Linked DNA regions of Homo sapiens: region 2 is linked to region 1. A link is a loop called in an ENCODE intact Hi-C map of the cell type or tissue named here. Cell type or tissue: heart right ventricle. All regions are shown on one strand. Links, peaks and the distances in the headings refer to the core of each region. The heading gives the core; the rest is flanking DNA.

Region 1 (4,384 bases), core at 191-4,190:
GAACTTTTTCATCTCCCCAAACTGAAACTCTGTACCCGTTAAATAATTCCCTATACCCCCCCACCCCCAATCCCTAGCAACCATGATTCTGTCTCTGTGAATTTGCCTATTCTAGATATTTCATATACGTGAAGTCATACAATATTTGTTCTTTTGTGTCTGGCTTATTTTTTAGTATAATGCCTTTGAGGTCTGTCCATGTTTATACCACGTGTCAGAATTTCATTCCTTTTTAAGGCTGAATAATACACCACTGTATGTATATACAACAGTTCCCCCCTTTTTGGGGTTTCTTCTTCCATGGTTTAAGTTACCTGGGGTCAACTGCAGTCGGAAAATATTAAACAGAAGATTCCAGAAATAAACAATTCATGAGTTTTAAATTTCTCACTGCTGTGAGTAGTGTGACAAAATTTCCCGCATCTATGCCACTGCCTGTTAGTCACTTAGTACCCAGCTTGGTTATCATATTGGTGATCTCAGTATTGCGGCATTTGTGTACAAGCAATCTTTATTTTACTTAACCGTTCTATTTATGATTCGTTATTGTTAATGTCTTACTGTGCCTAATTCATAAATTAAACTTTATCATAGGGATGTATGTATACGAAATAAACAGGGTTGGGCCTTGTAGCTCAGGCCTGTACTCCTGAAAAACACTTTGGAAGGTGGAAGTGGGAGGACCTCTTGAGCCCAGGAGTTTAAGACCAGTCTGGGCAATAGAGTGAGAACCCTCTCTCTCTCTCTCTCTCTCTCTCTCTCACACACACACACACACACACACACGCACACACACACACGGAAAAGGGGGAAAAAAACCCTTGGCATATGTAGGTAGGGTTCAATGCTATCCATGGTTTCCGGCATCCACCGGGGGTCATGGAACTGTCATGCGCCGATAAAGGGGACTACTGTACCACGTTTTGTTTACCCGCTCATCTGCAGACAGACCCTTGGGTTATGTCCACATTTGGCCTATTATGAGTGACGCTGCTGTGAACATGAGTGTACAAATACCTGTTCGAGTCCCTGCTTTCAATTCTTTTGGATGTATGTATACTTAGAAGTGGAATTGCTGGATCATATGATTATTACAAAGGGCTTTAACATGAAATGATGCCAGAACTCACTCGTAAGAGAAAATGAGAATTAAATCTCTAGTAGGCGTTTTCATCTATAAGACTGACAAAGGTCCTGAATTGATGGAATGGGGGCGAGGGGCACTGTGCACCCTTTTTGTTCCTTTTGAATCATACGATTTTGCCTATCCATGTACTCCCTGGGGTCTGCTTTTACCCGCCCCACAGGAACAAGCGGAGGGGTCTTTTGGACCCAGGCCGCGGCCCCAGATTCCTGGAACCCGATTTCGGATTCCTGGCCGGACTCCCGCCAACCCCGCCGTGGCCCCTGGGGTGTCCGCGGCTGGAGGGAAGCGCTTTCCCCTGGGGCCTGGCCCAGGTCCCTATACTGCACCCTGCCTCAGGCTGGCACCGCTGGCACCGCGGCTCTGGGCCACCCTGGGTGCGGCACAGCAGCCTGGGGCGAGGTGGGCAGGCCCCGTCTCCTGCCTCCCGCCTGCAGGGGCCCAAGGCCGCCCTCTACCAGTCCTGGAAGACAGTGACCAGCGGGTTGCCAGGGACCGAGAAGCCCGCACGGACCCTCCTTGGTACCGCCCTCTGCCGGTGGGTCGCGGGGCTGGAACCCTGCGCAGGTCCCTCAAGGGGTCTCCTTCCTGTTCCCGCCCTGTCCCATCCTGCCTCCCCAGTCTTCTTCTGCCCCTTCCCCTCCAGCCTGCAGGCTCCTAGTACCGCGGACCCTGCAGCTTCGGGCTCCGTCTGACTATTTGTGTTCAATAAACATTTGTTGAAGTGATTTAAGGAAATAAATCATACACAGGAGACTTTCGTTTGAAAGGGAAGGACCCTAGGAAGAGAACTATAAAACCAGCCTTAGGACATTAGAGAAAATCTGAACAGATGGAAGGCATATCACATTCTTGCATAGGAATATTTTTGCATGGGTAAATAAATGACCAAGGTCTGCAAGATAAGCATGAAAAACAGCAGCCGGCGGAACCAAATGAGGACATTTTGTAACCAACCGATATAGTGTCTATGTGGGAAGAGACAACTAGATTCCTGGAACAGTGAGACAATTCAGGAAGGGAGTCCAGTATATGCGAGGTTAACGGATTAAAAAGGAAGCGTTACAAGTAAGAGGGAAAAGCTAGCGTGTCCCCTCAATGGCCCTGGCCAACCTGTCTCTCCATCAGAAGGAAATAAACTGGACCCTCTCACACACCACAATCCCAAACTGAATTCTAGATGACGTTATAAATGTTAAAATAGCCAAAACCAAACCAAAGCAAAACTGAAGAAACCTAGGAGACTGATTCTTAGCCAAAATAGGAAATTCAGAAGCTATAAAAGACAGACATGTTTGCTTATATAATAATTTTAAAACTTTGCATGGTGAAGAATACCATCAGCAAATTTAATAAAGAAACAGATGCCGGGCGCGGTGGCTCAGCCTGTAATCCCAGCACTTTGGGAGGCCGAGGCGGGCGGATCACAAGGTCAGGCGATCGAGACCATCCTGGCTAACACGGTGAAACCCCGTCTCTACTAAAAAAATACAAAAAAAAAATTAGCCGGGCGTGGTGGTGGGCACCTGTAGTCCCAGCTACTCGGGAGGCTGAGGCAGGAGAATGGCGTGAACCCGGGAGGCGGAGCTTGCAGTGAGCCGAGATCGCGCCACTGCACTCCAGCCTGGGTGACAGAGTGAGACTCCGTCTCAAAAAAAAAAAAAAAAAAGAAAGAAAGAAACAGATTGGGAAAATACTATCTAATAATACTATCTCATAACCCAAAGGACAAAGGATCATTCTCTAGAATACAGTGCGTAGTATACAAAGAACTCTTACAAATTTGCAAGAAAAGATAACACAATTTTAAAAAGTGGACAAACGACACAAACAGAAAATTCACAGAAGAGCAATCCAAATGGCCACTCAACTATAAAAACATTCTCAAGTGTATTGGTGGTTGAATAAATGCAAATTAAAGTCACAATGCTGTATCATTTGTTATCATGGAGGGCAGCCATGAGAGCTGTGGCTGGAGTTTTCCCCTTACAGGGCACTGCTTCAGGTTTTGGTAAACAGCAATTTGGCAACCTGTACTAAAATAAAACATACGCATACTTTTCACTATTGTAATTCTAGAAACAGACACACCACCACATCAGAACACATGAAAAAAGTTGTCAATGGCAGCACTGTGAATAGAGGCGGAGCACAGACGGAGCGCTCATCAATGAGGAGGTGGGTGGATTAAGATGCGTCCTCAAGGTGAGTGGCAGGAAGCAATGAGATGAAAAAATTGGAGCTCTGCTCTTTAACTTGTAGGCTTTCTACGAGGTATTTGCAAAGATGTATGTTTAATAGAATTCCACTTTTGTAAAACAAATAAGGGCCAAAATCTCCTATGCATGTCTGTGTACACACACAAGCGCGTGCACACACACACATGCACGTGCACACACACACTCGTGCACGCACACACCTGGGCATGTAAGCCTCATATGATTATATCAGTATGGAGAAGGTTCTGAAAGAATATGGGCAAGGTTACATGTGTGGGGTGAGGCAATGTGGGGTGGAGAAATGGAAAAGAGAGAGGAAGGACATAAGAGAGAAGATGGGGGCTGGGCAGTGGCTCACGCCTGTAATCCCAGCACTTTGGGAGGCTGAGGCAGGAGGATGCTTGAGCTCAGGAGCTCGAGACCAGCTTGGGCAACATAGCAAGACTGTGTCTCTACTAAAAACAAAAATAAAGGAAAAAATTACAAAAGAGAGAAGGTGGGGAGAAGGAAGGGGAATGGGGAGCTGGGAGGGAAGGAGAGGCTTGAAAGGAAAAAGGCAGGCAGGTAAAAGGAAAAAAATCTTCACAGTAGACAGACAAAAGCATATATTATATATTTTAATTTGTGTAACATTATTTATGTAGTAAATATATGCTCAGAGACATAAAAAGATATAACTTTATATCTACTAATGGTAGCAAGGCCCATGACACATATTGTGCAGTGGCATGGGCAAGGGGCGGTTTTATACACACACACATGCCCACATATGTGTACATGCCACCCACTCACACCCATATGTGTACACACAATTTTGGCTAAAGCAGCCATTCCCCATCCCACAAGTGGGATGAGTGAGCATGTAGGTGAGTGAGGAGAAAGGTCCTACAGCCTTGGCTGCCAATGTTGTCTGCCTCCAAGGGCAGAGGACCGGGTCAGGCATTGACTTCAATGGAGGTGATAGGCTTTGGCTCTGTACATTTTGGGTTGGTTTCACTGGCTACTAGGATGTTTTTCATTT
Region 2 (4,384 bases), core at 308-4,307, 84 kb before region 1:
GATTTCTTTCTTTTCTTTCTTCCTTTTTTTTTTTTGACAGTCTCACTCTGTCGCCCAGGCTGGAGTGCATGGCACGATCTTGGCTCACTGCAACCTCTGCCTCCCAGGTTCAAGTGATTCTCCTGCCTCAGCCTCCGGAGTAGCTGGGATTACAGGCGCCTGCCACCACGCCCGGCTAATTTTTGTATTTTTAGTAGAGACGGGGTTTCACCATGTTGGCCAGGCTGGTCTTGAACTCCTGACCTCAGGTGATCTGCCTGCCTCGGCCTCCCAAAGTGCTGGGATTACAGGCGTGAGACATAGCGCCTGGCCAAAAATTCTGGTTTTTAAAGAGAAGCCTGATACCCACATTTTTATGTGAAATCTGATTTTTAAATTCTGGCAACTATTTAAAAACATTTAGCTGGCTGCCGTGACATGCACCTGTAGTCCCAGCTGCTTGGGAGGCTGAGGTGGGAGGACTGCTTGAGTCCAGGAGTTTGGGTGCTGCAATGCATGATGGTCTTGCCTGTGAATAGCCACAGCACCACTCCAGCCTGGGTGACACTGCAAGACCCCATCTCTTAAAAAAAAAAATTAAACACATCTCAGGCCACTGTCAGCAGCCTCTGTTGTTTGTTTTTTTGAGACAGAGTTTCACTCTTGTAGCCCAGGCTGGAGTGCAATGGCACAATCTCAGCTCACTGCAACCTCCGCCTCCTGGGTTCAAGTGATTCTCCTGCCTCAGCCTCCCTGGTAGCAGGAACTACAGGTGCATGCCATCACGCCCGGCTGATTTTTGTATTTTTAGTTGAGATGGGGTTTTGCCATGTTAGCCAGGCTGGTGTCGAATTCCTGACCTCAGGTGATCTGCCTGTTTTGGCCTCCCAAAGTTCTAGGATTACAGGCATGAGCCATCGCACCTGGCCCACCCTCTGGTTTTGAGGGTAAACCTTTGCTGAGTGGTGGAGGTCTCTCACTTCCCTGCCTGGGCTCCCAGTTGCCCCTCTGCTTCCTCCCCTGCCAGCCCATGGCTGTGCCCACCCTGAGACCACTCCCTCAGCTCCCTCCAGTGCAGGTCGCTTCTCCACGCTGTCCCGAGGTGGGGGTTGCTGCCAGCCCATGTTGCTGCCCCTGCATCGTGGCCTTGCTGTGGACCCCGAGCCCCTCCTCCCCACTTCTTGCCTGACCTTGGCACAAAGGCGGTGACTCCAAGGATTCCCACGCCCCAGCCCCTTCGTTCCTTGGCCTGCTCTCCTCCACTCACTCCCACGAGTGCACCCAGGTACAGGGAACGTCAGCCATGCCTCTTATCCCCAGGCCACCTCCTTGAGTCCTGCGGTTCTCGGAGCCCCACTGCGCTGCATCAGTCCCGCCAACCGTCCTTGGCTCCCCGCACCCAGCCTGGACTCCAGGCCTTCCACTGGCCTGGCTCCCTGCACTCGCCTCAGCTCCCTGTCCCGCTCTGCTGTGCCAGACTGTCCCGGCCCAGTGCCTCCTCGGTGGAACCTGACTCTCCCCTACTCCGAATCGTCACACAGCTTGTGGCCTGGTCCCGCCGAAACCCAAAACCCGTGCCACCAACCTCAGGTGGAACCTAGTGCTTCCCAGAGGCCCCAGGGCATGGCGGTGCTCCCGTCTGAGATCACTCATTCTCGTCCCCTCCTCCCCTCAACCTCAGGTCTCCAGCCCTGGTACTTGTCCTCAGTCTCTGCTCACTGAGGAATCAGAGGCACTGACGGGACCCCACCATTCAGGCGGGTTGTGAGCCAGGACGCTACCCTCCGAGAATCGGGTACAGCTAGTACCGGGCTGTGGGGCACTGGGCCCAGAGGGTGCCCTGGAAGCATGACTACATCCGGCTCTAGCATCTGTGCCAAAGCAGGGTCCCCTGCGTCCTGCCCAGGGCGCCCACCTGCCCAGGACAGACGTCCCACGGGAAGTGCATTCTTCAGATCGGCCTCCAGAGGGCGCCGTGATCGCAGCGCTGAGCTGCCTGCCCTCAAGTCCTGCTGACGGGCCGCCTGCCCATCTTTGTGCCAGGGCCAGGCCAATGTTGCTTCGTAGATGAAGGGCACCCTGCCCCATGCTGGGCAGGACCCTGCACACAACAGGGTCACCTCCCCTTTTATCCAGGCAGGGGATCCGACCCCAGTGATCTGTGGCCCAGCACCCAGGGCCTGGAGGGTGGGCAGAACTCAGCTCCTCCCTTCTTTTTTTTTTGAGACCGAGTTTTGCTCGTTGCCCAGGCTGGAGTGCAGTGGCGCAGTCTCGGCTCGCTGCAACCTCTGCCTCCCGAGTTCAAGTGATTCTCCTGCCTCAGACTCCCAAGTACCTGGGATTACAGGTGCCCGCCACCATGCCTGGCTAATTTTTGTAGTTTTTGTACAGATGGAGTTTCACCATCTTGGCCAGGCTGGTCACAAACTCCTGACCTCAGGTGATCCACCCCCCTTGGCCTCCCAAAATGCTGGGATTACAGGTGTTAGCCACTGCACCCAGCCCCTCCCCGTTCTTTATCATCCACTGAGCCTCCACAGCTCGGAGAGATGGACTGCACACGGGCGCATGTGGCAGTGCGGAGCTCAGGGCTGGTCACTCCAGGTGCTCAGGCTGACATCTTGGCATCTCTCAGAAGGAAAGAGGTGGAAGGTTGGGAGATGCCCCTGCAGAGCCTGAGTGCTCTCAACAGCAGGGAGCACCACTCTTTGCCCCTCCACCCGTCACAGGCCTCGCTTGGAAGGTGCCTGAGCTCTCCTCCACAGGCTGCTCCTGAAGGAGGTGGCCAGGGGCAGGGGCTGGATAGGGTGCCCTTTTGGCCTGGCCACCCACTCCCTGGTGCCAGGCATGCTGCACGTTCCCTGGTCTGGGTTCTGTCATCGTGGATGGTAGCCTTGGGCAAGCAAGACCCTGCCCATCCCCGGCCTTGGCCTCTCTACCTGCAACCTATGGGGGCCCTTCCCATGGCCGGAGTTCATGAGCATCCCAGCCCCAGCGGCCAGGGTAAGTTCCAGTGGTGCGTGTCACCCACTGACCTGCTCACACCTGTAGCCCCGACATCTGCCCTCTGCTTGGCCAGCAGTAGCCCCACTTTTCCAGGACTACATGTGAAGCTGTTTGGGTGCAGGCTGCTTGTGGAGGGAGGGGACAGTGCCTCTGAAAAGAACCCACCCTCCCTCCTCCTGAGCCAAGGCCCTGCTCCCATCCGGCCTGCAGGAAGCAGGGCGTCAAGCCGCAGGGATTCTAATATGAGCCCTGGGGCAACCACATCTGAAACTGCAGGGGCTTGTTACCGATGCAGACACCCAGGCCCAGACCAGTGGATTTGCTCCCCTTTCCCTCCAGGCACCTCCGGTGATTTCAATCCAGTGGTCATTCTGGTCTGTCCATGCGGTTCAGGCAAGTGGGGTGGGGCTGCAGAGAGGGCTCAGCTGCAGGCCCCAGAAATCTACATCCACCACCAACGCAGACCAACTCAGGCTTCCTGGTCACACCCCCAACCCCCCAGGGGCACTGGTAACAGCCTGGGGTCCCGCTCAGAGCACGGGAGTCACACAGCCTGTGCAGCCCTCCCCTGCCCCTCCTGCCAGGGGAACCTGGGCAAGTCACCGACCCTCCCAGGACCTCCAATCCCCATCTCCACAATGAGGAAGGCAGCAAGCATTCCCTGAAGCTCAACTAGGAAACTGGACTGAAGGCAAGGACAGATGTTAGAGGCTGCCTAAACGGCAGAGGCTGGGGTTTGCTTTGGGCCCGCTCTTCAGTGGGGTAGTGGCGTTCAGGTCCACCTCCTTGGCCCCCTAATGGCAGCCCCACCCACAAGCTCACCCCCGCCTTGCCTGCCGTTGCAAAGGCCCATACCACACACACCTCAGGGCTACGTGGATTCACACTGGTGTCTTTTTATTGGATTTTCCGTGGGCAACCTGGGTGCTTCGAGCTCCGCTCTGGGGCAGTGGGAGCTGCCCATCCTCTCCCAGCGCCTTATAACAACTGGGTCCTCTGCTCCTGGGCTCAGGCTGCTGCCTTGAGATAAACCCAGTTTTCCCACTGCCTTCTTCTTCACTTGTGCCAGGCTGCCCAGCCAGGGGCATGGCCCGGGTGTCCTGGGTAGCAGGCACTAGTTCAGAGCCCCCTGGCAGCAGTACCTGCCTGTTGTAGGCCCCTGTCGACTCCACAGTGTACACAACACCATGGGCTGGCCTACAGCTTGGTGTTGAGGTGGAAGAAGTGGGGCGCTGCATAGGTTGTGACTGGTGGTGCGTGCCAGGCAGATGAGGCCGGGCAAAGTCTGTGGCGGAGGGCACTGTCGAAGGACGTTGGGGGGAAGTGCATCAGGCCAGCGGCCATGGGCGAGGGGCCTGCGGTGGCCAGGAAGTGGGCCGGGAAGGCCGGGATGACCAGG

The links. Peaks named below come from ENCODE experiments on the same cell type or tissue, not always from the same donor. Only the 100,000 strongest peaks of a DNase experiment are listed, where the experiment ranks them.
Region 2: it touches region 1 in a loop (3-fold over the local background); 10 of 110 quality-filtered maps call a loop at or near these places.

What each region holds. Positions count from the first base shown.
Region 1 is chr2:96,468,029-96,472,412 of GRCh38, reverse strand. No RefSeq gene overlaps it. Among named protein-coding and RNA genes, the nearest start is that of NEURL3, 35 kb to the left of the region's middle. RefSeq lists a silencer at 1,415-1,644. In heart right ventricle, for the core only: CTCF peaks have their summits at 1,489 and 1,690 (motif pointing left); a DNase peak (open chromatin) is centred at 1,642; H3K4me3 peaks cover 1,094 bases.
Region 2 is chr2:96,552,112-96,556,495 of GRCh38, reverse strand. It overlaps ARID5A (AT-rich interaction domain 5A), which reads right to left. Exons shown (of 7, transcript NM_212481.3): 7 at 3,862-4,384. The coding sequence ends at 4,183. Among named protein-coding and RNA genes, the nearest start is that of ARID5A, 18 kb to the right of the region's middle. RefSeq lists an enhancer at 2,162-2,687. In heart right ventricle, for the core only: CTCF peaks have their summits at 1,702 and 1,935 (motif pointing right); a DNase peak (open chromatin) is centred at 1,995; H3K4me3 peaks cover 604 bases; H3K27ac peaks cover 427 bases.